Regions from separate parts of the Mus musculus genome. Here regions 2, 3, 4, 5 and 6 are each linked to region 1. The links are chromatin loops, found by intact Hi-C in ENCODE. Cell type or tissue: heart. All regions are shown on one strand. Region 1 has its middle 62 kb from the start of Gm30275. Region 2 has its middle 41 kb from the start of Gm30275. Region 3 has its middle 25 kb from the start of Dad1. Region 4 has its middle 27 kb from the start of Gm30275. Region 5 holds the start of Gm41153 (a long non-coding RNA gene). Region 6 holds the start of Slc7a7 (solute carrier family 7 (cationic amino acid transporter, y+ system), member 7).

Region 1 (5,000 bases):
AAAGAGCTTTTTATATTCAGCATAGGGGTGTGGGGGGTAAATCAGGTCTCCCAGGAGGGCTCTACTCTCGCCCATAATAGGGGATTGGTTTAGCTCAGCTGCTCCTACAAAGGGTTGAATACAGCAAGCAGCAGTGCAGGCAGCTCCCTGCAGCTCTATGTGAAAATGACTCACAGCGGTTATGAATATCAAGCCTCCTTTGATGTGTTCCCAGACGTGAGGAACAGCCTGGAAGAGGAGGTTGGCTCTGGATGCCTGCTCTGTGGGGTGGTGCACAGAGGCCTGAGCACATCTGGCACTATCCAGAAGCTCCAGGAGAAATTCAGGCTGGGTAATTACCTAGGACTTCCTAGGATACCACAGCTCTGATTCATCATTATGCTCTCTCTGTCTCTGTCTGTCTCTTTGTCTCTCTGTCTCTGTCTCTCTCACACACACACACATGCACAGAGAGACAGAGACAGAGACAGAGACAGAGACAGAGAGAGAATTAGATTCCCCTAGAAACTGCAACCTGTTTCTATACCTTCACCTTTCCCAAGGGGATAACAATTCACATCCATGAATAAAAGTTGTTTTACTGAACACAAAATGAATGTGCCTCCTCACCCAGCATCTGTACCAATTGCTGTAAAGCCATAGACCCTGCCCCAGTCAGCCAAGCGGAAGGAGTTTCCTCTGTAATGGCCATTTCTACACTCTTAGCCTTTCAAGAGGCTGCATGGTACCTTGTTCTTCTAATAGGTTCTCAATGGTGATTGACTACAGTGACTCCAAGTCTTTTCCCCCATTGGCAGCTCATGAGACTGGGTCAATCACACTTAGATATAATAGAAGACAGAGCTGTGGCCACAGCATCCCGGCTTGTAGCAAATGGGTGGGTGAGCCACTACCACTTCATGTCTGTTTCTGGGGAGAATGAATGCATGCAAGGGTTTCTCCCATCTTAGGCCAGGTTCAATAGCATATTCTCTAAGTCTCTGGAAACTTTGGCAGTCTTTATACTTTTAGAAGCAAATAATACTACTGTGTTCTAGTAGATGGTCCCACCCATGCAATGTTGGCAGCACTAAGTAGATTCAGTGGGTAATTTTGAGAGGGACAAAGAGAGGGAGGGAAAGAGAGGGAGGGAGAGAGAGAAAAAGAGAATGAAATTTGAAGGAAACGTGGCAGAGAGAGATGTCAGAGGAACTGAAGAATAGCTGATATGTAAATTTGATCTAACACATTATGTGCATTATGAATATCAGGTAAAATGCATTAAAAAAAAAAGCAATTGTCAAGGGGCATTTAGGGAGGTAATTGATTTAATCCTGTGCTTGCTTATTTTCCTTTTCTGAAATGATGTTTACATTGCAGCTAAGTGGGGCTTTGAGTGAAAATTTCTCGGGAATCCGCAGAGATCTCTGTGCCCTAGGCATGGAAACAAAGCCAGCAGCTCGTTTTCAGGGAGTACTAGCCATGTGTCAGGCACAATGCTTAGAGCCTCCCAGACATCTTCCTCCCTAACGTTCTTGCTCCCTGGGTCAGTGTGTGGGAGCTGGAGGAGGTACTGTGTCTCCACGAGGCAGATAGCAAACCAAAGCCTCAGAAAGGCTAAAACTCTCCTGAGAGTCAACAGCTAAAGTCTCAAAGAAGAACTTGGATTCCAGATTGTTAGATTGCACAGCGTTAGCTCTAACCACTGTGCCATGAGCTATATTCTCATTATCAAGGGCTTATTAAATGTGAGGCACTGGAGTTTTAATAAGGCTTAGCAGAAAAGATTTCACAAAGCTCCTTAACTACACGCTAGAACACAGACAGCTCTCTATGTATACCATTGTGACTGTGCTTGGAGTCTTGTAGACTTGGTATAACTCACGGCGTCTTCTCCCAAGACAAGCACAATGCCCTTGCTTTATCCATCCCCAGTGTTCTTCTATCTCAACTGTCCTGCTCTGAATTCACTCTCTCTGTTGCTCCTTTGCCAAGGTCTTCTACAAAGGAACCTCCAGGACTTGAACTTGATAGCGGCCACATGACTTTAATGAATGCACTGTGTCATAGTTACCCGGCTACTGAACCAGCCACTCTTCTGTTTCATTTTTAAATTTAGCAGGTTCCTCTTGCCTGTTCCTCTGTCTTTTCAGGGGTACAGTGCAAAAGAGAGCTGAAGGGGTAGAGACCGAGAAGATTTCAAACTTGGAGGTCCAGAGAACCAAATAATAAGTCAACTGAAGAAACAAGGCAGCAGGAAATATGGTAGTATGAGTGTAACTGCACTGCTTTCATGACCTCAGAAGACCAGCGAGGATGTATCTAGCAGATACTGTGTGTGTTCAGGTGAAGCAGAAGTCAAGAAGCAAGCATTGCACTGGTTGCAGATCTTGCCAGGAGCAGAGCAGCTGCCGAGACAACTTCAGCCTTGACGCATACATCCAAGATCTCAGAGGAAGAATAGCTTACACGGTGAGCATCCCCTGGTGACATTGACCCAATTGTAGCCTCTTCCTCCAAGCCTCCAAGGGGAAGGATGGCTTCTTCCTGTTAACAGAATCTTCCCTTCGAAGTCGGGTTAATGACTCTTAAACCCTGAGGGAACCCAAGCTTACTTTGTGATGGACTAGACTCCTTTGCAAACCTAACAATATCCCTTATCTACAAGAGTCTGCATCCTACTTTATTTTTAGCAGATCTGTGCTGGCCGCAGCCAGAGAGTGTCAGAGTAACAATTGTCAGTCAAAATCTCCCTAGGATCCTGAGAGACTGGGAGACCAGATGATCACCTCTAAGTAGACACACACCCCAGCCCCTGCCCCATCAGCACAACATTGAATCCTGAGGCAGCCTGGCCATTTTGCCAACCAGTTATTATTTCTTCTGGCAAAATCTAGATTAGGAAAATAAATTGGCTTTGTTTCTGATTCTTCTTAAGCATAGATCCTAAAGAACCCGGCCATAAATGAACAGTAATCTTCAATTTCATCTCTTACAGGCGGCTTCCAATCCATCTTCCCAACCTGCAGCTGAGGCAGCTGCTCCTGAGTCCCTTCAGTAATCTGCACACATCCACCGACTCATTCCTGCAATTTGTCATTCCCTGTAGCTCTGCTTTTGAACACTAGGGGGCAATGCTGGATCAGCCAAAATGCCAGATGCTCCATTTCGGTTTTTTATCCCTACCTTGCCTTATCTTTTCGGGATACAAGTCTCTTGTTGGAAGGCAAAAACAGGACCCACCCTCAGAGCACCCGACAACGTGGTCAGGCTTCTTGCAATGCCTTTCTCATATCTGGGATCATAGAGATAAAATGCAGTTCACTGGCAAACAGATCCAGCCCTGTAGGTGACCTTCCCCACTGAGAAACAGACAGGGAGAGGGCTCATCTAATCATGGGAGTGACCAAGAACAATCTGTATCTTAGCTGCCATGCTTGTCTCCACCCATGCAGATGTAAGCCCTTGGGGGTGACGTAGTTAAATTCCAGGGGGCAGTGCAATATTTATCAGCAAATACTTGTTGGATGGGTGGGTGGACACAAATGTAGAATTTACTAGTTCCGGATTTGTTACCCTTTTCCAGCTGTCTGGATGCCTAATGCTCAGCTGCTGAGCATGCAATTTTGGAGATGACAGAGAATGCTCAAGACGGTGAAGCTAAACCAGTGGCTGCTGGTTTGCAAATGTCATTTCAAGAGGGCAGTCAAGGTTCAGCTCTCTTCTTTTCAGGAGCTCTTTCATAACACTGACCCAAAGTGCATGGACCCTTCCTAGACTGGGAGTTAACAGAAACAGACACCGATCCATTAATAGCCAGTTGTACAAAACCCTGCAGCCCCTTTGTAGAAAGCACAGCACCCATCACTTTCCTAAGTAATTAGTGGGAATTCCGTGGCTCTCAGTGGATCCCCGAGATGCTCAGTGTGCTCTTCTGTGCTTAGATCTATGCTTAGAGGGAATCAGGAGACACCTCTCCAGGCTGCATGTCCTTCTGCTTTCATTACAATGGATGCCTTGGCCTCTGGGATCTACACAAAGCACTGCTGAATGACCAAGGAGAGAAAGCCACGCCTGCTTTGAAACCCAGCACCATTTGTAACTGGGAATTGTTATATAAGAAGTCCCCGCCCTTACTCAGCTCCCTTCAACTGTTCTGAGAAGACAGCAGACACTGTTGGGTTTCTGTGGTTGGAGTAGACTTTGAATGAGATTTAGAGCACTCTTCCTTTCCCAATATGAGACTCCCCCAGTCATCTAGCTGCCTTCCCATGGTAGCAGCCAGTTTAGTGCCTCCAAATAAAAATATATAGGCACTGTTACAAAAATTCCCCACACGCCCAGAAAGTGTCATTTCTTCCCAATATAAGACAAACTCTTGCTGTCATGAAAAAATTAACAGGAGGAAGAAAATGTTTCTTCTGGAGAAATCTTCCAGAAGAAGAAATCCTTCTCTCTCTACTGTCTCAGGTGGGGCCTTACCTTCAGAGCTCTGACACCGCAAACATGGGGTTCATCTTTGTTATTAGATCTGATATGCCAGGGAGTACAAACATCCCAACCAAATTCACAAATGAGCAAACATGTTCCTCATGCTAACTAAAAGTTACCTTCTTAGGTTGCCTTAATGAAGCACTGTCTTGGTATACCTACCTCAGTGCTAAGATCACGTCTCAAAACAACCAGGGAGCCCTTTCTAAGCATCAATAAACTCATTCTCAACAACAGAGTGCTTTAAATCTCAGTCAAGGTCTTGAATCCAACCACAGACACCTAACAGTGACTTCTGTCTTCACGGAACAGTTCTGTTAAAGGGAGCCAGAACAGGATGGGGACTTATTTTATAATGTACGCCACTTATACACATTTCTGATTTAACCCTACCCTTACAGTCTAGGGCCTCAGAGTACAGGCCTGTAACCACAATCTTGAAAAACTTGAAAAGTTGTTCTTTGATGTCTTCCCTGGAAACAAGCAAACTGAACAAAAATTCTAAAATACTCTTTTTCTATCACTGTCCA
Region 2 (5,000 bases), 100 kb after region 1:
ATTCTATTAACAGATAGTTCAGTGTATGAATAGAGCTCAGAGCGGAGCTTTCCTGTGGGCTGTTGCTTTCTGTCACTTCAAGACAGACAGAAAGCTACTCTGTGTGGTAGCTCAGCTCCGTGTACCCACCATTTCCCTCTCCTTTGCTGAGGCGAGAAGGGAGCTAAGGAGAGAGCGTCTCTCAAGGCTGGAGTCTAAACCTCATGTAATTCTAGTCAGCCTCCAAATGGCGGAACACTCTCCTCCTGTCTCCTCGTAATCAATTCATTGTCATCAGAAATGTGTGACACCTTGAGGGGAGGGAAGGACATGCCTTGAAAACCGAATAGAGAAATTGTCCTGAAAATGATGTTGTAAAATGGAAATGAGACCTTTAGAAGAGAGACACTGAACACGAGAAACCAGTAAGGCTCATTATGAAACCAGAGGACACAGAGGTGGGGGCGGGCCCTGGGTGCAGTCCGTCAGTGTGTCTGAGCCAAATGTAGAAATGGTCTCCTGACCTTCAGAGAATTGTACTCAGCTTCATAGGCCCAGGCCTTTCTCGATGAGTTTACTGTCCCTAAAATGAAAAGATAAAGGTGTCTGCGAGGCTCAGGGTTCCGCCTAGTGTCATTGTAAAGGTATCTGTGGTCCTCGGGGGTTCCACCTGGTGTTTTTGTAAAGGCCCGTGTTACAGTGCTAACACTGGAGCTAACACTGGAAAGCTCACGTTTGGACACGGCACCATCCTTAGGGTCCATCCAAGTAAGTGAGAAAGGAAATGGCAGCATGGTGGGGAATTCTGAGCTGGAACCCTGGCACCAGGTTTAAAAGGATTGCATGTTGTTTCAGAGCCACGCTTTGCTTACGTAAACTAAATGTTGTTCAAGGTCCTCTGTCATCTGCAGTCTCCTTAGCTCTCTTCCCTTTGTCAGAATAAAGCTGATCTTGAAAAAGCTAGAATCTTTACTGCGCTCAGAGCCTTCTCTGAAGTGAAGTTCTAACTTTTAGGGGGAGGAGAAACCCTTGCCAAATGACTCCTGGTGATCCCATCTTATATTTTCACAGCATCCCTATCAGAAAGGTCTCCCTTATAGAAATCCTAGACTATCCTTGACACAGTAAAGGCCATCGCCACTCGTGCCCTCCACATGGAGAGAGATAATTAGAACAAGGCATGAATAGACATATCATACATACTCAGTTCAGAAAGGTTTTTTTTTTTTTTAATGAAGCAGAGAAGGAAAAACAGAAATCTGGGTGGGACTATCAGGTCTCATTTCAAATCCCTCCATGTTCCCTGCATGCATCCAACTTCATCTATAAATGCAAAACTAGAAAAAGAGAGAAAGGGTGGACAGAAAGAAGTGGTCACTGTGCCTGTTCCCCATCACTGAAACCACAGGTGAGGGATTGCAATTAATTCCAGAGTATCCAATCCATGACTTAAAACCTTTCTTCTCATGGTAACTTGTATCCTTGTCGATAATTAGAACAGACAGGAAGACTTGGCTCTGGTGTGCTTGCAGCTGGATCCTGCTGGGAAGAGAGGGAAATGTGACTATTTTTTAAGATGCATAAAATTCCTTCTGTCGTCTGTTGTAAAACCTCCCACTGCAGAGAGATATGAGACAGTGTGGCAAAGCCCATATATGGAAAGAGACACAAGCTGGAAGGGCCCCACTCAATGTCCCTGGCATATCTTCATTTACTTTCCCACTGCAGGGCTTTTAGATCTTCCTTGTAGGAATCCTAAGAGAACCAAATAGATATGAATTAAAGGCAGCCTGGAGCTTATGGGTGTTTCGAAATAATAAATTCAATAAGTGGCAAGCAGGAGAGGAAACAGTTAAAAAGCAGAAACAGGCTTTTTGGTGAAACTTGAGAGGACTGAATTAGGAGGTGGGTATCAGAGAACTACAGTTGCTATCCTAGGGTCTCCACCAAGGACAGTGTCTTCTCACGAAGAGACGTGTGGCCAGCCCTGTGTTGAACCAGCTTCTCTTCTGCGAGCAGAGAGCATAGTACAGAGTCTTAGGTATGTGGAGGACATATCCAACATCATGCTTTTTATCTGACCTTAGCAGCATAGAATCACACCAGGTGGGTGTGGAGAGAGGCTGTTACCAACTGCTCTGAGGTTCAATGTGGGGCTGTTATAAATGTCTCAAATGTGAAAGGTATCCTCTGGCAAAGTCTGGTTCTATTGAGCAGAGTCCAGGTTGTACCAATATTACTCATGTTGCTGTTGTTTTTGTTGTTGTTGTTGATGATGATGATGATGATATTGTTGTTAAGTTTCCCCAAACCCAGGAGTACGAGTGCCAACACTGAGAAGTTGACATTTTAGCTCAGGATCCAATTGGCTGAAATATGCCAGAGGGGTCTGAAAGGCCAAGGGTGTCTCCAGAGCATGGCCTTTGTTGTTAGCTCTCTGGCAGTTGTCATTTCAGCAAAATGCATCCACTTAGAAAGGTCAGCTCTTCATTAGCCAGACAAATGAGAACAACATATTGACCAGAGGGAAGGTGCAGGGAGTCCAGATCTCGGCTCTGGCGAGCCTGGCATTTCTAGCCCTTCAATCACAGGGTGCTGGTGAAGCTATGCTGTCTGCGAGAAGGTAGATCGATGAAGCCTGAGGACCTGGTGTCACCAGGCTAGCTTGGAGATGGAAATGAGATACGGATGGAGGATAAGGGTGGGGGGATCATAAAGATGGGAGGAGACCAGGGAGCTCCATGGCACCTTTTAAAACCTGCAGTGTGTCAGAGGTTCTAATGACACCAAGGAGAACTGCAGGCACCCAGCAGGTGTCCTGTTATTCCCAACGGAGTCTGTTCAAAATGTTTCCCCTGCTCAGATCTCATAGGCTGAACAGGACCTGAGATGCCGTTTGAAATTGTATCACAGAAACCTGGGATCTTTGCTTTGTAAGTCACCTGCCAGTTTTTTGTAAAGGGTTGATTTGCTGTGTAGCATCCTCCTCCTTCAGCAAGCTGGTGTTTGGGCAGGGGACATCCTTATCAGTCGTTCCAAGTAAGTTCGCAGGCTGCCTGTGGGGCAGTGGTTCTCAACCTTGCTACTACTAGGGTCCTTTAATGCAGTTCTTCATGTCGTGGTGACCCCCAAACCACAACATTGTTTTCGTTGCTACTTCATAACTGTAATGCTGCTACTGTTGTGGATCACAATGTAAATCTGATGTGCAGGCTGTCTGATATGTGACCCCTGTGAAAGGGTCCTTAGATCCCCAAAGGGGTCGGGACCCACAGGTTGAGAGCCACTGCTGTGGAGTACGGTGCGATTCATAACCATGAGCATGGAGCCCAGTGGCAGGGTTGGCGAGAACATAAAGCTGAGGAAACTGAGGTCTATTAACTTTCACTGGAAAAAGAGGTCAACGAATAGCAAACACGGGTTTGGTCCTTAAATAGTGCCGTGGAGGGTATGGGCCTTGAGAGTGGAAATGAAAAGGCCTTATCTGAGGTCTACTACCACCTTCTCACCATAAATGGGAGCTGAGCAAGATGGAGAGAATGACAGACATGGAAGGGCTGAGGTGTCTGAGAAATGAGGCAGGGTGAGGGACAGCAGCGTGGTCCTAGCTTCAGTCTGGATTAGCCTAGGGAGAATGAGTTGTTCTAGAAGTTTAATAAAGAAATAAAATCCTCCCCAGAGTCAAGAGACTTCATAAGGAATCCTAGGTTTAAAATGTGTTTCAGAGTCATATATGCTCAACATATGGAGAGAGAAGAAGCCTTAAGAATAAAAGGAGAATTTAAATACCCAAGCATAAAACAAATGGCCTACACTTAAATTAGACAGCAAGCCACAGCAAAGGCTTGTGAGCTGTCCTTCTAATCCCCTCCCAAAAGGAAGCCACCTTCCGACAGCACGGGGTCACAGGTGCTTTAAGACCTGGAACTTTCTCCCTCTAATACTCTTGTCAAGTGTCCTTACAGGGAAAGTGACAACCAGGCTGTCACTCCCCACTTGCCCACATGGGGGGCCCAGGTGTAGATTCTAGCTCTGTCTTCTGCTGGTTTTTGTTGAGGTTATTGTCACAGTGGAACACGGGTTACCAGAACTTCTATTTTGGGAAAGGAACAAGTTTGACTGTCATTCCAAGTAAGTAAAAAAAAAAAAAAAAAAAAATCTGTCACCATTCTGTAGAATTCTGAACCTGCAGAAGGAGCTATCAACAGTTCACTGCTTGGTTCTCTTGATCCTGGGTAGAATGTTCTAGAACATTGCACGGGCCTCTTGCCTTCCCCTAAGGATGATCCTGATGCCAGGACAGGTCCTCATTCCTGTGGGGAGGGGGACAATGGATATTTGCAGTAATCGTCTTCTGTCTTGCTCACTCACCAAGACTGTGGTGACCAGAGACATCACCACAGTCCACAACTCAGGAGCAGAGGGTAAAGGGGTGACTCAACTGAGGGGAGAGGGACATAGGCCATGTGAGGACAAGGAGAAACTTCACACAAAAAAAAAACTGTCATCTGGGGAGGTGTTGAAGTGTGAGCATGGCAGAAGTCACACCCCCCCCATGCCCCCGGCTTGTATCTCAGCTTAGGCATGGACACTGACAGAAAGGAGGGTTCCTGTCCTCTCTGAAGACGAATTTAGCAGAGAGTCACTTGCCAAGCTCCCCTAATGAGCCTGTTGTCTCAGTGGATGCATTGGGCAGTGTTAGGAGAGTCTTTGCTGTTGCCGAAGGGAGTAGACTCACAAGACGTGCAAGGTGGGGGAAGAACATACAGAGGCTGGACTGAGGCCTCCCCATGCTTACATAGCAGCTGTGCAGCTTAGTCTTCATGTGGGTTCTGAACTGGAGGCAGAGGGGGGTGGGGCAGAGGGGCTATCCCAAAAGCTGTTGCCTGTTTTGGGATATGTTCTGGGCTACTTTGTCTGCCTCCGTGGGAAAGGACGCACCTAGCCTCACGCAGACTTGATGTGCCAGGGCAGGAGGATACCCGGGGTGGGGGGCAACTCATTCAGAGGAGAAGGGGAGA
Region 3 (5,000 bases), 160 kb after region 1:
CCCGAAGAGAAGGCACCCATAGCCCAGCAAACTCCTTGCCAGGGCCAGCTGTAAAATGGGTATCTCTAGAGTCTAGATAAATGCCCTTACTCCCTAAGGGGTTTTCTGCAGGCCAGCTCTGAAGGCAGAAAAAAAAACGGACCCTTCACGTTCCAAGGCTAGAACTGTGGAAAGTGTTCTGCAACGTTGTCCGGTGCAGCTGGAGTCACAGTTCAGTCCAGAAACAGGCAGGCTGGACAGGTGTGTGCTCTGACCACTCAGGCCACCCCCTGAGGCTTCAAGGGTTTAGTTTTGTCTCATTTTTGTTTGGGGTATACCATAAAATCCAACTCCCAAAGCTCATGTCTAATATCAAATCTAATAGTGTTTTATTACCAGGTGACATGTTGGCAAGGGACTATAGATGACCCTTCGGATAGGAGGAATACCTTGCTCACCAGTAGCTCCTCCATACCTAGTGCAGTACCTTGCACCCAACAGATACCAACAGATGACATCATGACGGTCAACACAGTCACTGGGAGGGACCTGAGCTGGAGAGGGAACGTAGTGGCGTTAACAGAGGCCAGGTGAGCCACTGTCTCGGTTTTGCAAGGAATAGAGTAGCTTGGCAAAAACTATTAGAATAATCAGAGCTTGAGTGGTGCGCCCTTGAAGAGTTCAGACTCACATTAGCTTCATGACTGTTGACTGAATCCTGCAGGACAGTTACCAGGAAACACTGGCTTCTAAAAGTCTAAAGACTCTGGTCCTACATGAGAACCAGCATCCAGGGCCAAAGGTCACTTAATGTCCATTTCAGTTTCCCCAGTGACCCACACAAACCCACTGAAACCTAGTTCCTCGAGCAACATGTGGGAAGAAGGGCTTCCGGTTTACAAAGCAGGAAGTCTATATCCAGCCCACCCCGCCCTGGACAAGATTGAAGTCTGGGTCCCCGAGGGATATTTCCCAGAGGTGAGTGTGAGAGACCTGTCAAATACTGTAACTCTTGCATGTACTGGCTACGGGTGGGGGTGGGGTGGGGTGGGGGGCAGTCTGAAGGATCGCCAGCCCTGCTTTGGGTAAAAGCCACATGGGTAACACAGCTGTCTCCTTTCATACAGACACACAAGGCATAGGATTTCCTCCAAGAATCACACAGACAGCTGCACCCTGAAATGGGTAAGCTGGTCAGATAGTGAATCAATAGCCAGAAGTAGAACAGGAAATGGAAAAAGTTTCCCACTTCCCTCCAGGTGTTTGGGTCTGAACAGCCTCCCACTTCCATGACGTCACGGCTGCTGACATGGGCAAACAGGTCCCCCTTTGAAGCTCTCCCGCAGAAGCCACATCCTCTGGAAAGAGGAGTTAAAAATACAGAGTTAGAGATAAGATCTCTCCGGGCCACGTGCCCAGAAGAGGTAGGCTGGGCCGTTACACCGCAGCCCAACCACAGGTGCAGAAAAGAAGGCCACGGAGAGCACATTGGGTGGGGCTTGCAGGTCTTGGTGGTAACACCCATTCACAGCAGCCGGCTGGGGAGGCACTGCGGCTCCACTCCCAAGAAGTCCCCCTCCCCTGACCTCTATTGCCCTCAAATTAGACAAGTCTATATACTTAGTTCAAGGGAGAAAGTCTATGTCCAGTCCAGCTTGTGCTGGACAGGTTGTGAAAGAGGCAGCTGCCTACACACACAGCTAAGGCTCGTTCCCCAACAGATACCTTCCACAAGAAGCCCCATTCGCTCTCATTTCCACTCCAGGAGGAAATTTAAGTGTCAAGAGATAACCCTAGTGGACATCTGTCTCTCAGGGTCCTAGGAAGTCGCAGAACCTGAAACCTGAAAAACTTTCGTCTTGGGAGTCCCACTCTGTTGTAGTGTCTTAAGGTAGCCACACGGGGGCAGCAGTACTCCACCAAAAGGCTTTCTCCCTCGGCGTGTTTATTCGGGATAAAGAAAATCCCTGCATCCTACGGAAAAACTCTTTCCAAAGGAAAATAAAATGACAAGTGGCTTCTGTTTCACAGGGTCCTGCCCTGTGCCAGTCACTGGACTCCAGACTTGTGTGATCCTCTCTGCCTGCAAAGAGTCTAGGGTCAGGCCTTCAGGCAGCAGGGGGCACTGCCTACCCAGGTTTAGGAGACCTAGCTACAAGAGAAACCCAGAAAGAAACTACCCTGTTGGAAGCCAGGAGATGGAATATGGGGCCCGGCAGGCCCAGGATCCATGACTTCACTCTGTAGCCTGTAAACCCGCAGCCTCAGTTCTCCTCTTTGTACCAACATTCTCTCAGGTAGTTTAGAAACGAAGGCTTTCTTCCAGCGGGATACCTGTTAAAGGGCAGACACTGTGTCAGGTTTCAGGGACTCTGACTCCATACAACTAAAGTTTAAGAAATGGCCAAAGGGGTCGCCCATAACAGGTACTCACATGCTAGGTGTCTCTAGGGAGAAAGGACTGATGGGAAAGGAGAACAAGGGTTTGGAATTCGGGGCGGTTGATCTGAACCTGGATGATGGGCACATCGGGGTAGATGCCTGTCAAAATGCATCCAGCTGGAAAGCCTGGGTTTGCTGCACCTCAGTGTGTGTAAATTAAACTCAAGATTGCCTAAAGTCAAGGCACAGACAGTCCGGGCACTGTGTGAGCATGGGAGACAGACGTAATGGCTGTAATTTTATGGCCTCTGTTAATATCTTCCTGGCAGTCCTCAGGCAGGCAGGGGTCAGGCAAAGCAGGGTCTGTAAGCTTCAGTGTCCTTCGTGGCACATTTAACTTTCCCCTGTCTCTCTCCATTTTCCATTATTCACACGGAGACCGGAATGCATGCCCACCTTCTCTCCCTGTTGTCTGAGGAGATAATGGTATGCTAATGCTTCGCGAACCGAAATCCCCAGGCAGACACAAAGCAGTGGGATGGCAGCACGAGCGAAAGGATGGACCATAATCCTGCGCGCTTGCTCGGATGCACCCATGCTGCGATAAAAGCAGCCTGCTGCGTGAGGATGCCGGCGCTCACATAGGCTTGGGGCCCGCCAGGTCCCCCGCTCAGCAGCGGTCCCCCACCTCGCCCGTGACTGTGGCCCCAGTAGCTTCTATCACGCACATCTGTTACTCCTTCCATGACTTCCAGCTTTTGCAAGGTCACAGTTTTTTCAGGACCACAGGACCCCACGGTATCCCATGGCCCCCCTGATGCTTCTCACTGTATCACCTGTGAGGAGACACATTTTTTTCCCTCCTCTCTGGCACCCCAGGGGCTTCCCTGATTGTAGGATTCCTTGAGCCAGTAGTAGCAGGATACAATCGCTCCAGGCACCTCCCCTCAAGGCAGGTTTTCTGAGAAGCATTCCTCCTCCAGCCAGTGTGTCCTACAATATCCTAGGGTGTGTTTGTCCTGGAAATGTGAGCATACCACCCTTCCAGAGTCCACAGGGCTGGGCAGTGGTGGCGCACGCCTTTAATCCCAGTACTTGGGAGGCAGAGGCAGTCTGATTTCTGAGTTCAAGGCCAGCCTAGTCTACAGAGTGAGTTCCAGGACAGCCAGGGCTACACAGAAAAACCCTGTCTCCAAAATAAATAAATAAACAGAAATAAACAAAAACAAAAAGAGAGGCCACAGGATTCCAGTTTTGAAGCCCTCCTGAAATCCACTTTGAAACCATCCAGTTCCTTCCATTCTCTGAAACATCCACATTAAATTTATCAACCAAGGAAAAATAAAGAAAACACCAGATGGAAGAAGCACAGACAGACGTAAGATGGGACTGGCAGAACTTGAGAGTGAAGTGGATCAAATAACATGGTTTAGGTTGTGGGAGCAACTGGTCTGTTTCATGGTCAGTCTGGGCAGGAAATACCCAAGGTAAACCTAAAAGACTGTGGTCAACAAAACTGCAAGACGCGATTTTTTTTTTTTTTTTTTTTTTTTGGTTTTTCGAGACAGGGTTTCTCTGTGTAGCCCTGGCTGTCCTGGAACTCACTCTGTAGACCAGACTGGCCTTGAACTCAGAAATCCACCTGCCTCTGCCTCCCAAGTGCTGGGATTAAAGGCATGCGCCACCATGCCTGGCGCAAGACATGATTTTTATCGACTCTAGGGCATCCTTCCTTCTCCTTGCTGACCCTGGCTGAGTTATTCCAATGATATCACATGAGCGGGCAACATCCTCGTCTAGAATCCCGAGTCACGATAGTGTGTGCTTGCTCAACATCAAAGCAAACATTACCTCCTTCGATCCTACAAACCTGAACCAAGGCAGCGCATTTCTCTGCCCCTTTGACAACTTAGGAAACATACGAACTGGCTTATATAAGACCACGGTGGGCCGGGCAGTGGTGGCGCATGCCTTTAATCCCAGCACTTAGGAGACAGAGGCAGGTGGATTTCTGAGTTCGAGGCCAGCCTGGTCTCCTGAGTGAGTTCCAGGACAGCCAGGGCTACACAGAGAAACCCTGTCTCGAAAAACAAAAAAACAAAAACAAAAAACAAACAAACAAACAAAAAAACACGGTGGACTAGTCCGAATGCCTTGGTTTCCCACCAAACAGAGCGAACACGAAGTCCTAGTGCTAGGTGCAGCCATCAGCTAGGCAGGGCCCCCAACCAGACCAGTTTCTGACATTCTGCTTCAGTGACTCAGCTGTGATTGTGTGCACTTACTTGGTTCCTCTTTAGGACTGAATTAGAATGGCAAACCCGAGCCCTGTCCACTCCAGGGAGCATGGGTGGACAGGGCTCCCCTGCTGAGGGAATACATAGCATAATAGATGCATAAACTGTAGGCTCAGTCTCATGGCGGGGATGGTGTGGCGCGGTGCCCTGTGACGGTCAGAGAACTTCAATAGTCAGTTCTCTACCTCTGCGTGGAAGCTGGGGGGGGGGGTCAATCTCAGATCACCGGGGCTGCGCAGAAGGGGTTTTTACTCTCTGAGCCACCTTGCCAGCCCCGTGGGTCAGAAGTTCAGTGATAAGGCAAAATCAGAAGACAAGATGACTCTGTATACAAAGGCACCT
Region 4 (5,000 bases), 89 kb after region 1:
AGCAACCTCAGCTCCGCTCAGTGTCCCCAGCCACTCCAATTAGTTACTTACTCGTTGCCACCCTTGATTACATCTGTGTTGAAATTTTCCCTCAGCTTGATACCAGATTTGTTAAAAAAAAATTACTTTTTTCCATCTCAACACATATGCACACACACACATGCACACAAACTAATGACAACATTCAATTTTTCACTGATCCTGATGTATCCCAACCCCCAGTTCATTGTCTTTCAGTAAATAGATGTGCAGTAAAAGAACACTGCTTCACTGAAGAGTTCTCCAGTGGGACTCGGCAGAGGGTGTTTCATCAGTAAGACCCTTGCCTAGCATACATGAGGCTCTGGGCTCCATCTCCAGGGGGAAAATGAGACAGAAAGAAAGAGAGGGGGGAGTAACAAAAATACAAGAGAACAGCCAATGGTTACCTCAAATGTCTGGAACATGCTATATTTGGAACATCACTGTACATTTTTTTAAAAAGAAGTATTCATTGTTTATCTGGAACTCAACTTTCACTTGACTTCCTGAATTGTATCTCCATGCAACCACGGGCATGCAGAGTTCTCAAGAAAAATATCACCTGGACCAGCAACCCATTGTGAGCATCCATAAGGATGATGCCCTGGATGTTGGAGAGGAAGATTCAGAGGAAAAAGGATGCTCACCTTCTCAGGGGCTACCACTTGGAAGAATCCTTGCACACACCCAGCCCCTGCTGACAGAAGTCATTTTCAGAGCATCCAGGTCCCCAGCCCAGCCCTAGACTAAACCATCTTCTTGATGAATAGCTGACTACTCCTCCTATTGCCCAACTTCAGGGACATCTGACCACACCCAAGAACACAGACATGGGCTCCACAGGCCCTCACACAAGACACGTACAGTCAGGTGCTGGACACTGTGCCGGTGGTGTAAGTGACATCTCTCAGCTCCAATGTCCTTCTAACTTTTCTTGAAAGGCATTCTTCAGAAAGGGCACTTCTGAGAAGGTCACACAGTAAGTCAGCGAGGCTTCTGAAGACACCCTGCCAGGACTATACCACCTCCAGCGCCTACTTATCAAACACAGATTAATATAGCCCTAAGGGCATTGTTCTCAAAACTATTCAGAGAGAATGCTAGTTAAATAGGAAAAAATGGCTGCTAAATTTAGCTAAAGACTTGTTCTATCAATCAATGGTTTAAAAAAAATCTAAAGACAATATCTTTTCACATTTTCAAATGCGTGTGAGTATGTGTTTGTGTGTATGTGAGTATGTGTGTGTGTTTGAACATACTAGCATGTGTTGTCCACAAACCACAACATACATGTGAGGTCAGAAGACAACTTGAAGGATTCTATTGTCTCCTTCTACCTTGTGGATCTGGGGATAAAACTCTGGCCATCAGGCTGAGTAGCAGGGGCCTTTAGATGCCGAGTTATCTCACTAGCCCAAAACATCTTCTCTTTATGCTGTCAGTGCTGCAAACACATTGTCATAGAGCACTGCGCTCCCCAGAGATTTGAGCCAGCTATCTTCTCCCCAAAAACCCAAATAGCCTGAGGAACATGCAAAACTGGTCTTTATGCCCACTGTTCTTAGGCCTCCCAAAGGTTGTAACTTTTATTTGACTGAGTGAGCCCAAAGTTCTGTCCAGATTTTGTAGCCCACTGTTGACTTAATGCTCTCAAGAGCTCTAACCATCTCCCTAGGGCATTGCTGTGTGCAGCAAGCAGCTCTCAGGTCACTGGAAGTTTTCAGGCATCATCAGCAACCTAAAAACCAGGCCTGACTTTCCTTAGCTTTAAACCACCAATCAAGAGGGGTAAACAAACCTCCTTTATCCTTCTGTCTGAGTCTTGATAACCGCTGTTACTAAAATAGTTAGGAAGGATGCAAGAACCATAAGACAGAGAGAAGGGCTGCAAAATACTATTGTCTGATTGTGACCCAGCCATTGTAATCAGGAAGTCAGCAGCTGCAGTTGCCTGCACTGAGCCTGCCAATCATGGATAAGGACAGATCTCCTGGGGCCCTACCTCTGCTGAACTATTGGATAATGGTGGATTTGGGGTACGGTTATCTTCATATGTGTACCCAGCACTCATCATAACCAGACTTCATTGGATAGCTCCATACCCATAGTCACACAGATGGCCCTGCCCTGGCTTTACTCAGTGGAACACAAAACTAAACACAAAGTCATAACCATGGGAAAGGGACCGATAAGGCAGAAGGGGGATGGCTGGAGGAAGGGAAAGATAGAGAAGGCAAAGTGAAGGAAATCAGAACGCATTGTAGATATGTATGAAATGGCCAAAGAACAAATGTGGTTAATAAAACAGGGGAGAGATGTTTGTTCTTCCTTCCAGTGTCCTTTGAGCTGGGTGGCTTTGTTTTTTGACCTCACAGCGCCCCCTGCTGCTCTAACTAGCCCATCTCCATAAACAGGTCATACTGGAGTTCAAAAAAAAAAATAGGTCAAAGAAGGAAAACACTCTCTTTTCACAGCTGATCTCAAAGCTGTTCTCTGTCTCCATTCCCCATCATCCCCGAGACTGATACCTGCTTCTGTATTGGTCCTATGAGCTCACTATTCACCAGTCAGTAAAAGAGGACGGGCTTCAAGGATAAGAGATAGTACTCTAAGAGACCCAGAGAAGTGGATATTTTCCCTACAAAATGATGAATACAGGACACTAGCTATCTTGTGGAATACTCAGATATGTGTCTAAGATGGAAATCTCAGAAGCATTTGGAATGTGTGTGTGTGGGCCAAGTGTCCAGAAAAGAGCTTTGACATCCCTGTCTTCCTGTGGCACCTTCCATTCCAAGATTCCTGGGGACAACCTGGCTTAATGGATACGAAGAAGTACACCAACGAAAGACAAGGACCAGCACATCTGCAGGCAGAGATAATGCAAAGGCTCCTGCTTTGAAGAAAGACCTTGCGGATTTGGGCAAGAATAAGGATGAAGAACTCTACCATGATGTTTCCCTAGTGCTACTCTCTATAAAGCTTTTAAAAAACATTCTGAGGGCTATGGGACATTCTACTATGTCACGGATGCCATCTCTGGAGCAGCCTGTGGGAAGAACAGCCCTGGCTCAACCAAGTCGGTGATACCTTTTTTTGATGGGACTGTGACTGACTCCTGCAGGTCAGAATTCTCAGCCATCTGTGGGGTCTATTTCACAGTTATCCTTCTGATAATCAAGCCCCAACAGGTTGCATCTCACTTATGAAGAGCTGACAATTGGTAGTGGCTCCCTGGAGCACACTGGTAAGAAGCATTCTTGGGTCCTGTCTACACTCGGAGAGAAAGAGAGCTCTTCTATTCACACGATGAAAGTGAGAGGAGGAAGCAGGACCACACTATTATGTATTTACCTTCTGTGCATGAGGTGTCCTTCCCTCTAAGTCCTGCAGAGAGACTAATCAGAGCCAACTCTCTGTTGGATTATCCTTTTGGTAAAGGGCAAATTTTTCCATCTCTGTCTTTTCCTTGGCTTCCCTGGGTATCCCACGGGCCATTTCCCTTGCTATCAATTGCTATTGCCTGCAGCATTGGAAATAAATGAAGGCTTTTTATCTCTCATTTGCCATGTCCTTCTTCACTGTGCCATATTCACTATTTAAGAGGGAGAATCATTCCCTGGGCCAGCCAATAGCTTCTGTGGGGAGAGAGTGCCCAGGAAAAGTCCTGTTCTCTTGTGGCACGTGAAGGGAGAAGCAGACGGCAGTACTAGGACCCAAAAGCCCTGAATTCTAATCCTAGCTATGATTCAAACCTACTTACATGACCTTGAGTAAATTTGTCTTTACCTTCCCAGTGAGCAATTTGCACTTGGCAATCCAGGGCTCTCACTCCAGAGTCCCACTATATAGAACAGTGATCCTGTCCCAAGACTTTAAGAGTTTATAGCACCGAGTGCATGCTGCTTGAATTCTCCCATTGCCCAGCAAGAAGAGAAAGGAAGGCATGTTTCTCTATTGGAGGGTAACAGAATGTCTTGGTTTAATGTGTGCAACTCATCGGAGCCTGGAGGTCCACGTCCAGATGCCAACTTGAAATCCAGTTATTATTGCATCTGGAGAGAGAGGAGTGCTGAAAACAGCCTTTGGCAAAGCCATCAATTTGGAAGGAAAAAAAACTGCCTGGTGTGATAAGATTTTTGAAATCTTATTTATCATCTTTATCCTAAAATGAACTCTTCTTCCCCCCTACTTCTCCTCCAAAAGAGGAAAGGAAGGCAGTCCCTTCTCAGGGAAGATGGGCCTCTCTGAGGAACACGGAGTATCTCTTTGGAGTGAAGAAAGAGCAAAGTCATTGCCTTTGAACCAAGCTGACGGCAGGTTTTTGTAAAGGTGCTCACTTCTGTGGGTACAGAATTAATAGGAAATTGGCATTTTTTTTTTTGGAGCCATGACTGGAAGACTCATGAAACTCAGCAAGTAACATCTGACAGAATTACTTTTTTTCTACCTGAAAATTGCTGGAGGGAGATGGAAGTGTTCCTTCAGGAATAGTAACAAAATATGGATATTTAATACAATTCAACTTAACAAATACTTATTAACAACCTACAATTTTCCCACGAATCATCCAGGCCGATTTCTAAAAAGACATTGTCAATGTCCCAAGAGACGCAAAGGCTTTTGTCAATGGACCAGGGATGTGAACGAACAGTAGTGGACTTTGTCGTGAGCCTAGGACATAGTTAACAGTGGCCCTGAGTGATGTGGCTTCAGAAAGAAAAAATGTGCATCACATGGGTAACCTTCAACACCAGGTAATTAACAGTGTTCTTTCTGACTGGCTCTAGTGTGTGTTCACTCACTTTGTAGGAAGAGTTATCTCCCCAGTTGCATGTTTTCCTAAGCTAAATCCATAGAGAGAAAGTGTCTGAAGAATGGTATTTCTGAGTGAGCTCCTGGTACCCAAGGAAGTACTCTGTGTCTTTGTGTAGTAGAAAGGGAAGCCTGGCCTGCCTCATTTACTTTATGGCCCCCAG
Region 5 (5,000 bases), 430 kb after region 1:
AGCACTTGTAAGCTACAAAACATGGTGCTAGGTATCAAACTCCCCAGCTCAGGAACACAGCAAACCAAAGGAAGGTCTTGTCTTAGAAGAGACATAAGCATACAGTAGGAGACGTCTTTGATTAGGTTTTGCGGTCACCTTTCACTCCTAGAAAGAGAGAACATTAGCTGAAAAATTGAGTGGACCAGACTGGCCTCTAGTTACATGTCTGTGGAGCATTGTCTCAATTGCTAATTTATGTAGGAGCCCAGCCCACTGTAGGCGGGGTCATCCCTAGGCAAGTGGGCCTGGGCTGTCTAAGAAAGGAGGAAGCCCAGCCCACTGTAGGCGGGGTCATCCCTAGGCAAGTGGGCCTGGGCTGTCTAAGAAAGGAGGCTGAACAAACCTGGGGAAGCAATCCGGGAAGGAAGCGGTCCCTCCGTGGTTTCTGTTTCAAGTGCCCACCTTGGATCCCCTCAATGGTGGAGGACATCACTGATGAAATCAAGCCGTTCCTCCCCAACTTGTTTTTGCCTAGTGTTTAGTCAAAACGACAGGAAGCCAACCTACAACAGAGCCCAAGTCAAGCGAGAAGCCTATTTAGAACCGAGGGTTAGTTGGATAATGCTAGCTGTTCCAGGAAAGGATCTGGGTCAGAGTCTCACTGAATCCTCCTACCTGTACTCAGGTGGGAGAACTGGAGGGAGGTTTCTTCTATCTTAGCCCGGACAGGGACTCTTCATTGCCAGCTTCTCTCTACTCTAACCGCCCCCTACGGAGGGATGAGTAACAGCGCTGAGTCACACACAGTGGCACCAGCTGTTATGTACTAGACATTGCCACCTTATATGGGGTAAAAGTACCGCAAAAGTTGTCTTAGATGTTTCCTTACACCCGTGTTGTCTTTCTCTCCAGTGAAGTAAGAACAGAGTAAGAGGCCGGGCAGTGGTGGCGCACGCCTTTAATCCCAGACTTGGGGGCCAGAGGCAGGCAGATCTCTGAGTTTAAGGCCAGCCTGGTTTATGGAGTGAGTTCTAGGATAGCCAGGGCTTCTCAGACAAACCCCTGTGTTGAAAACAAACAAACCAAAAAAAAAAAAAAAAAAAAAAAAAAAACAAACAAACAAGAAGAATAGAGTAAAAAAAGACTGATGTAGAAGACCCAGTGTTCAGAAAGGGGATGGTTGGGGAAAGTCGGGGGTGGGACTATTGAGGAAATCAAACAGAAATAGGGGCCCATCTGAAAAGGGAAGGGAAACTGTCTGTGAGTATAACAGTTAAGAAGAGTCTAAGCCAACTGTGAGGTCCGGTTCGCAGCCTCAGAATGACTAACAAAAAATAGTCCCCGCACCACTCAAGATACATTAGCAGCCAAATCGATAACTATAGGGGACTGGGCCATAGCCAGCAGCTCCTACCTAAAAATAGAATATCATTCTTTTGTTCCCTTCCCATAGGCCCAAAGAATAAAGTAAGATAGGCTTGAGGGATGGAAGGGCTGGGGCAGGGAGAGCTCTGGACACGAGTTAGGACCTAGCCAAGTCCTAGTCCAGTGGCTGCCTGTGTCGCCAGCCAACCTCTAGTACTTTAGTGTAGAAAGTAAATCTGGAGGCTAACATCCCACAAAACCATCACCCCACCTAGAAGGCTGAGAGCTGACAAATTAAAACCTAAGGGCAATTATCCATATTTTTAGCATGATAAAGTCTTAGCATTCTGTTGCCATAGTGATCAGTAAAGAATGGAGGATCTCCACAGAACCCTGCCCCTGAATTCAGGTCCTCTCCTTTAGGTTGGCTCCTAGGCCTGGAGCCACACTCTGGCATAGCATAACCCCTGCTGTGCCAAGCAAGCAGAGGACGGTGCCCCTCAACAGACCTACTCTTGGAATACTTGACTCTCTGGAATTCACTGGTCTTAAATCTGTTATCCCAGGTAAAACTATATAAAGCAAGGGGTAAGAGCTGGTTAGTAAACAGTTGTAGGGGGCTGGAAAGATAACTAAGAGATTAAAGGTACTGCTCACCCAGAGGGACACACACACACACACACACACCTTTTTTAAAAGAGAAAAGGTTGTAGACATCAAGTATGAAGAGCCCTGTGGTACAATGCCCATGCCATTTTTGGATACTGAACTGGGATTCCCATAATCCCATAGGTCAGAGGCAGAGCCTAAAGGCAGACTGGGTGTAAACTCAGAGGCCTCTCTGGACCACAGAACGCCAGATGGCAGTGCTGTCACAGCGCCATCTGGTGGAAAGAGGAGGTTTGTCCTTAGGCACTGAGGAAGTCAAAGTGGCCAGAAGGTTCAGAGATAGCTAAGATAATGGAGGGAGTCAGGTGATTGAGAATGTAACCCAGATACCTATGGGAACCCTCACGTTGGTGTGAGACACTTGCCCACTTTACTCCTGAAGGCTAAGCACAACAAAGAGGATGAAATGCATATTACCAAATTTCAGACCCCTATACCATCAAGGTTTGGGCTCAGAAGTCAACAGCAGATAGCTGCCCCAACTAAGGCCACACACTGGTAGACAACAACCATCTCAACAGGAACTTGCCTTTTGTAGAAGTTTATGTCTGTGTCTTAGTCAGAGTTTCTATTCCTGCACAGACATCATGACCAAGAAGCAAGTTGGGGAGGAAAGGGTTTATTCAGCTTACACTTCCACATTGCTGTTCATCACCAAAGGAAGTCAGGACTGGAACTCAAGCAGGTCAGGAAGCAGGAGCTGATGCAGAGGCCATGGAGGGATGTTACTTACTGGCTTATTTCCCCTGGCTTGCTCAGCCTGCTCTCTTATAGAACCTAGGACTACCAGCCCAGAGATGGCACCACCCACAAGGGGCCTTTCCCCCTTGATCACTAATTGAGAAAATTCCCTACAGCTGGATCTCATGGAGGCATTTCCTCAACTGAAGGTTCTTTCTCTGTGATAATTCCATCTGTGTCAAGTTGACACAAAACTAGCCAGTACAGTATGTATGTATGTATGCATGCATGTATGTATACATATGTATATATATGCATATAATGTGTGTATGTATGTATGCAGATAACCAGTATAAAATCCATTGAGAAGAGCTCACAGAAAGGAGCAGTTTTAACTGTGAGGATCACACAGGGGACGCACACAGCAAGTAATGGAGAGCAGTCCTACTCTGTCCTCTGACTCAAGGTCAAACAGAGAGCTGGTGGAGAAGCACAAGTACTCATAGGAAGGGTGATGGCATCCCACCTTCCACCAAGCTCTGGAAAGTTCCCTAAGGCATCCCAAATGCCTGACAGAAGAGACAGTTCCCACACCTCCTAGCAAGAAGCTGAGCCTACATCATGTTTCTCAATACGTCTATGGTGTTTGTCCGGCAGAGAAAGCTTGGATGCACCCGCATGTTCCAGTGTCCTTTGTATTTGGATGCCCTACAGGTTCTTCTTGGGAACTTATAGGATAAAGGTTAATTTCTTACACTATTGCTCATGGTTTTACCAATGGGGGAAGAATGGAGAACTCACTAGAGTGTTGGAGAAGGGCAATGACGACTTTGAAGATGCACAGATACACGTAGAGGGACAAACGTGTCCAGTGTCGGTATGGATCTCATGCTCCTTTCATGGACACTTCGTTTAGCAGAGTCCGTTCCCAGAGGGTCACAGCAGAAGCTCTTCTTGGTGACTAAAAATGGTCCCATGGGACTGGGAGAGATGGCTCAGCAACTAAAACCACAGACTTCTCCAAAGAACCTGGGTTCAATTTTCAGCACCACATGGCAGCTTACAACCATGTGTAACTCCAGTCCCCAGAGATCCAAGGCCCCTCTATGGCCTCTGTGGGTACTGCACACACATAGCATACAGACATGTATACAGGCAAATGCCTATATGCATAAAATTAAAATAAACCTAGACACTAAATACATAAAAGTGGCCCCAGTTCTTCAGAGTTCCATCCTTGCCTCGAGAATAGCACAAGAATGGAAGAAAAGGCAGAAAACACTAAGAAAAGGCCCTGGTGAAACCCTATGGGACCTTAGAAGGTAGCATACTGTGCTCATTTTACCTGTGTACCAACACTAGTCTGTCCCCATTGTCTCCCTATCATGCTTTTCAAATGTGTCTATCTGAGTGTGTGCCAGCTGTGTGTGGTACCCACAGAGATCAGAAAAGGGCATTGAATTCTTAGAGCCAGAGTTACAGGCAGTTGTGAGCCACCTAACATGGGTACTGGGAACTGAACTCGGGTCTTCTGGAAGAGACTCAAGCTCTCTTAACCACTGAACCATCTCTTGAGCCCCGAAATACACCAATTCTATAAAGCTAGAGCAGAGAGGGTATGGTAGTGGCCACCTTTAACCCCAGCATTTAGGAGGCAGAGGCAGGCAGAGATCTGTGAATTCAAGACCAGACTAGTCTATATAGTATGCAGGCCAGCCAAAGCTACTTAGAGAGATCTTGTCTCAGAATGGAGGAAGGGCTGGAGAGACGACTCAGAGGATAAGAGCACCCACTTCCCTGTTCTGGTTGTGTCTCCAGGGGCCTCAATTGTCTCCCCATCCTCTTGGGGTTCTCACGGGCCCTCTTACCCTGGTGCTAGTGGTGCTGGTCATCTCTAGGGACTGCCCTTCATAAGCTCTGGACTTGCCCGATCATCTGAAGAAGAGTGCCAAGGATGTTTCGCAAGGTGCAAGGTACCTACGCCACGTATCGCTGAGCAGAGCACAGAGGGAGCCATCTGTACGCTTGGCTATCCAGCCAGCTCGTGAGGATCTGGATCTCTCAACTAAGTGACTCACAGAAGCAAGAAAACAGCCCCAGCGGACAGAGATCGGCACAGGAGCTCCGGATGCTAGCCATCACTGCCGGTATCTATCCCACTGACCGTCCTTCCCAGGAGAGGGGAAGCTGGCATTAGGTCTGCGGTAAAGTGACTTTCTATTGTTACCAGGTTACTGATGATAGCAGATTACCACCACTACACTGTGTGTCCAGTTCCCATTCCCCTCCCATTCTAAAAGCAC
Region 6 (5,000 bases), 350 kb after region 1:
GACAGCAGATGCCCTGAAATACAGAGCTAGAGACAGCTGCACAAAATAGGAAAGCAATCAGACAAATGGCGAAACACTACAGCCAGAGGCTCTGTAGCTCGAGGAAGTGACTGGACAGACAGAGAACAGCAGAGGGTTTAGCAAGGGGACAGGGTGGGGCACACTCACTCCCTGGCTCTGGATATAAGGAGGTTCCCACAGCAATGGCCAGCCGCAGTCTCTGAGACAAAGAGGCACACACACCCTCCAAGAACAGAGATCTGACAGCTCCTCCTTCCTCCAGCAGTAAGAGGGAAACCCAGACAAACGCCTACCGGATTTAAGTCAGGTCAAGAAGGGAGGAGGAGGTGAGGGAGCTAGGAAAGGAAGGGGTGAGGAAAAGGGAGAGGAGCGTTAAGCAACCCTCTGGGTCCAAGGTTCACAGGCCTTTCATATCTGCGAAAGGGGCAGCTAGGAGCTCCTGGCTCAGCACTTTCTGTGATAAGAAGGTGCTCGATCAGGAATCTCCTTTGTCAGCTCTGCCCCGGGACAGGAGGCCCAGAGGAAGGGACAGCTAACTAACTGGGTGTGCTCTCTGAAACCCCAGAGAGTCTAATAAGTTACCAAGTACAGAGCACTGGTGGCACAGACCTCTCCCCATGTGTCCTCCCTCCATGGCCCACCCAAACTTCACTTCTCTCTCTCACCCGAAACAAGAAAGGCAGGAAGGTTAGAGAATGGGACGCATTGTTCACAGGCTGAGATTGGCGGAAGTATGGGAGTGGTTCAGACGCCCCATGTGGCGCTCTAAGTGAGATCGCTGTACACTTCCCCATGCAGAGAAAGGGGTGGCTGCCTCTAAACCGGGGCATCACCCCCAAAGTCTGACCCTCGAGCGATTTCAAAAGAAATATGGTTCAGAAATGAGATCAAACTTCTAGATCCAACTCCATTCCACCATTATGCTCTTTCATTCTTAGGGAAACACACTACAACCTCTGGAGCGCCCAAAACTTCCTATGTAGGTCTCAGTACAAGCTTTCCTCCATTTCTTAAAAATATATGGAGGCCCAGACGTGAATGGCTCATACCTGTAATCCCACATCCAGAAGGTTGAGACAGGAGGGTCCTATTTGGTTAAGGCCAGACTAGAGACCCCATGTCAAAGGTGGGGGAGGGGGAGAGGGGCTGCCAAGATGAAGCCCATGATGGAAGGAGAAAATTTCCTACTGTTCTACGAGCGTGCGCGCACTACAATAAAAAAATTAGCTGAGCACCGTGGTACACACCTTTAAACCCAGCACTCTGGGGGCAAAGGCAGGGAGCTCTCTGAGTTCAAAGATCAAGGACAGCCTGGTCTACAGAGTGAGTTCTAGGGCAGCAAGGGCTATGAGGAGAAACTCTGCCTCAAAAGAAAAAAAAAACAAGCTAACATAATAATAATAATGTGTGTGTGTATGTGTGTGTGTGTGTGTGTGTGTGTGTGTGTGTGTGTATGGAAAGTTGGAGTATAGCTCAATGGTAGAGCGCTTACCTACCCCCAAGGCACAAAAATAGTGTGGAAATAAGGTTTCACTGAACTATGTTAGACAGGCCCAGAATAAACAGAAAAAGTTCTACAATTTGAAATCACAGTTTATTCTACCTTTATAATCGACTTTAACTCTGGTATACTGAGCCTTTTTTGGCAGCTTACCTGTTCTGAAACCCAACTGTGTATCCCTTCTTCTTCTACCTCTTCTTCACTCTTTGGTTATTCTACAGAAATAGTCAGAGACAGTTCATCTCTATGCTCACTCACCCTCCCAGCCCAGCCCCTTGATGTTCTTAGCTAAACCGAGATGGGATGCTGGGCTTAGGCCTCCCAAAAACTGTGCTTTGAGGATGGAGAGATGGCTCAGCAGTTGAGAGCACTTTCTGTTCTTGAGAAGACCCGAGCACCACACCCAGCACCCACATGGCAGCTCACAACTCCAGTTTCAGGAGATTTGATGCCCTCTTCTGGACTCCATAGCTACTAATACATACACGGTACATAAACACATGCAGGCAAAACACCCATACACATAAAAATGAATTTTTAAAAAAATTTTAAAGATTGCATTTCTCACAAGGCAGCCCTACATACATCTGAGATCCGTCTTGAAGACACTGCCCTTTCCTCCCAGCCTCCCCTGAAACACGTCCATGATGGTAGTGCTAACACTGCCTGAGTCCTTGTCCAGGCCAGACACCCCACTGTGCATTTCAATGCATTAGCTCGATGGAAAGTATGCAGCCAGGAAGCAGGTACCACACACTCTGCAGGGTGCCAAGTGGAGAGGAGGCAGGCAGTGAAGATCACACAGCTGTGCTGTCTCCTCAGCTTCCAGCTCTCTGGCCCGTCATTGTCTCTGGTCACCAGACCATCCCTTTAGACAGGAAGCCACCCCAGGTGGCTCCCTAATGAGTTACCTACCTAGGGCGGACTAAGATTAGATTGGAAAGCAATCTGCAGTCTTTAGGGGGACAGCCTGGGTGGAATCACTGTCACTGCCTTCCGGCTGCACCTCCCATTGTCATTTGGGGTGAAAAAGAGAAGTGACGCCCGGGCATGGTGGAGCACACCTTTAACCCCAGCACTTGGGAGGCAGAGGCTGGTGGATTTTTGAGTTCGAGACCAGCCTGGTCTACAAAGTGAGCTCCAGGGCTACACAGAGAAATCCTGTCTCGAAAAACCAAAAAAAAAAAAAACAAAAAAAAGAGAGAGAGAGAGAGAGAGAGAGAGAGAAGTGACAATGTCTACCCAGAGTACTGTGACTTCTATTGAAGACACAGAAACACACATCAAGACACCTGCCCTTTTAGGATCAAAATGCCCTTGCCGTCAGTGGAGTACAGACTCAAATGTGAATCCCTGGAAAGAATAAGGGAGAAAAGGATGTGAGGGTCCAGGAGGTTGAGCTCATGATTGATAACAAACAAACAAACAAATATACAACAAAAACCAGTGAAGTCCTTAAGGAATTGAAGGATGGATGGAACCCACACCCCAGCAAACAGCATGCCCTAGTGGTCTCTCCAGGAAGTACAACAAATGGAATCCTCTTTCCAGCTGCCAGTAAGGCCTCTGCAACCAGGCAAGACAGGCTGCCTGCCATTCATGGAAGTGCCCCCTCTTTCCTCAACCACTGCCTAGCACCAAAGGCAAGAAGACACCCCTTTTGGCTCTCACTGTAACGCTTCCACCACTCTAGAGGAACTCAGCCAGGGCAGATTTTACAGATGCTGACACACTGCTTGTCGTTTTCCCTTTCTTTTGCTGTGCTCATCGCTAAGGACATCATGGCTATTCCAGAAAAGAATACACTCATCCTAGAGCCTAAAGAAGTTCCCAGTCCAGGCCTTCCAGGGAGCAGGCAGCAGAACACCAGGCACGGAGGGCCTGGCAGAGCAGCTAGCCAGTGCTGAACTACCATGCTTCATGCTTCAACAGCACCACCAGAAATGCCCTTCCTCCGGGAACCTACACACAGCTCGGAGTCTAGACTCCTCTGCCAAGCTCAGTGAGCTACTGCGAGAACACCCTCTCTCCCCTGAGAGACCCCAAGCCTTGCCTTCCGCTCTTTAACTGGTCTGCATTGCCTCCCTTAACAACAGAAACAAAACAGATACATGCTAGTGTAGTTGGATTCCTCACCAGGCCTCCATAGCTCCATAGCCCCTCCCTCTCCAGTTCTCCATTTGTTTTTCTATATTCCACTATAGCTCAAACCGTTCCTTAAAAAAAAAAAAAAGTGAATTAAAAAAAGAAAACTGTTTACTGCTCTGACCAGAGCTTCCATTAACTACAGCTGAAGTCTCCGGACAGAGAGCTCTACCTAGACAGTGCCAGGGATAGGGGCCAAGAAATAAGGTTCTTCTTCCTCTCTCTCTTTGGCCAATTTTCAGGTACTCCATCCTCCCCCTGCGCTCCCTACACTTCCACTGCCCTTGCTTCCCCTCCTCTTACCTGTCCGGGAGACCTCTGGGCAAGTGCAGGGAGGAGGGGGCTAGCAGCACACTGGGGTGAGGGGTGGTAGTTAGAGAATGGGGGTGTGACTTCAGCAGCTGTTGACACGGAGGAGCAGAAAAGGCAGAGGGTGCCTGGGACCGAAATGGAAAACAGGAAAACACATGTGTGACTCTGGCCGGCGGTGGGGAGGGGCCAGAGGACGAGCCGGAGCTGAGACTGCCTGGTCAGACAGGGAGGTCCTCAGAGCCTGCTGCCACCCGGGCATCTCCTCTGCCGGGCTCCTCCTCCCCACCTCAGCCCAGAGCCTTCCTTGTGGCCCTAGCTTGCTGAGTAGTTAAGTGCAAAGGAAAGCGCCCTCCCGAGCCTCTCCTCCACTCTGTGTCCTAAAACTCTCCAACCTGCCTTCTGGGCTTATTTATGCCTTTGATCTCAAGATCCCGCCAGTGAAACTCAGCAGTCCTAGCTCAACAGCTTGTGCCATTTCAGCATCTAAAACAAACCAAGGAGGCCAACGAACACCAACAAAGGCCACCTGTGGGTACAGACAAGTTTGGACTCAGATATCAGCGAGCGCGAGGTCCCAGCTCAGATCTCTAATTGGCTGAGGAGTTGTCAACAACGGGTCTGAGTTACTAGGTAAAAACCAACTAGGCCTGTGCCACCCTGGGCACATTCCTAAAGTTGGCAGCTTTTCAAACCACTGTTATTTAAATATCTGTTAAATGTTTACTTTGCAGAAACAGAGAAAATGTGACCCTGGACTGAAAACGAGGAGAGGTCTGGGGAGATATTTCTGCAGGAAAAACAGCTTGCCTTCAAAACCTGACAAGCTCATCTAAGCCCCGAAACCCACAGAGGACAGAGAAAAAAAGCCACTCCCAAAAGTTGTCCTCTGGCCACACGTGGTATGCAGGGTTTACCCCTCTATTCCCTGCAGTCAGGTCTCTGTGAGCTCCTGTGAGTTTGAACCCAGACTGGCCTACATCGTGAGTTCTAGGACAGACAGGGATACATAGAGAAACTTTGT

What was found. A loop is a pair of places that touch in the nucleus more often than their neighbours do. Peaks named below come from ENCODE experiments on the same cell type or tissue, not always from the same donor. Only the 100,000 strongest peaks of a DNase experiment are listed, where the experiment ranks them.
Region 2: a loop joins it to region 1, with 2.7 times the contacts of the local background. A loop is called at or near these places in 35 of 42 quality-filtered maps.
Region 3: a loop joins it to region 1, with 5 times the contacts of the local background. A loop is called at or near these places in 32 of 42 quality-filtered maps.
Region 4: it touches region 1 in a loop (7-fold over the local background); 36 of 42 quality-filtered maps call a loop at or near these places.
Region 5: it touches region 1 in a loop (4-fold over the local background); 9 of 42 quality-filtered maps call a loop at or near these places.
Region 6: a loop joins it to region 1, with 4 times the contacts of the local background. A loop is called at or near these places in 8 of 42 quality-filtered maps.

Annotation. Positions count from the first base shown.
Region 1 is chr14:54,061,613-54,066,612 of GRCm38, forward strand. It overlaps Tcra and Tcrd. Among named protein-coding and RNA genes, the nearest start is that of Gm30275, 62 kb to the right of the region's middle. In heart, a CTCF peak has its summit at 3,107 (motif pointing right); no DNase peak of the experiment used is centred here; H3K4me3 peaks cover 315 bases.
Region 2 is chr14:54,164,635-54,169,634 of GRCm38, forward strand. It overlaps Tcra, Traj52, the pseudogene Traj51, Traj50 and Traj49. Among named protein-coding and RNA genes, the nearest start is that of Gm30275, 41 kb to the left of the region's middle. In heart, no CTCF peak of the experiment used is centred here; no DNase peak of the experiment used is centred here; H3K27ac peaks cover 4,933 bases.
Region 3 is chr14:54,226,211-54,231,210 of GRCm38, forward strand. No RefSeq gene overlaps it. Among named protein-coding and RNA genes, the nearest start is that of Dad1, 25 kb to the right of the region's middle. In heart, a CTCF peak has its summit at 1,889 (motif pointing right); DNase peaks (open chromatin) are centred at 961, 1,381 and 2,011; H3K4me3 peaks cover 2,100 bases; H3K27ac peaks cover 2,922 bases.
Region 4 is chr14:54,150,637-54,155,636 of GRCm38, forward strand. It overlaps Tcra, Tcrd and the pseudogene Traj61. Among named protein-coding and RNA genes, the nearest start is that of Gm30275, 27 kb to the left of the region's middle. In heart, a CTCF peak has its summit at 2,409 (motif pointing left); a DNase peak (open chromatin) is centred at 2,425; H3K27ac peaks cover 643 bases.
Region 5 is chr14:54,492,190-54,497,189 of GRCm38, forward strand. Gm41153 (a long non-coding RNA gene) reads right to left here and starts at 724. Exons shown (of 3, transcript XR_874629.1): 1 at 658-724; 2 at 386-545; 3 at 124-147. In heart, a CTCF peak has its summit at 2,235 (motif pointing left); no DNase peak of the experiment used is centred here.
Region 6 is chr14:54,409,910-54,414,909 of GRCm38, forward strand. Slc7a7 (solute carrier family 7 (cationic amino acid transporter, y+ system), member 7) reads right to left here and starts at 294. Exons shown (of 10, transcript NM_001379499.1): 1 at 169-294. In heart, a CTCF peak has its summit at 3,037; DNase peaks (open chromatin) are centred at 242, 462, 3,112 and 4,012; H3K4me3 peaks cover 1,329 bases; H3K27ac peaks cover 2,001 bases.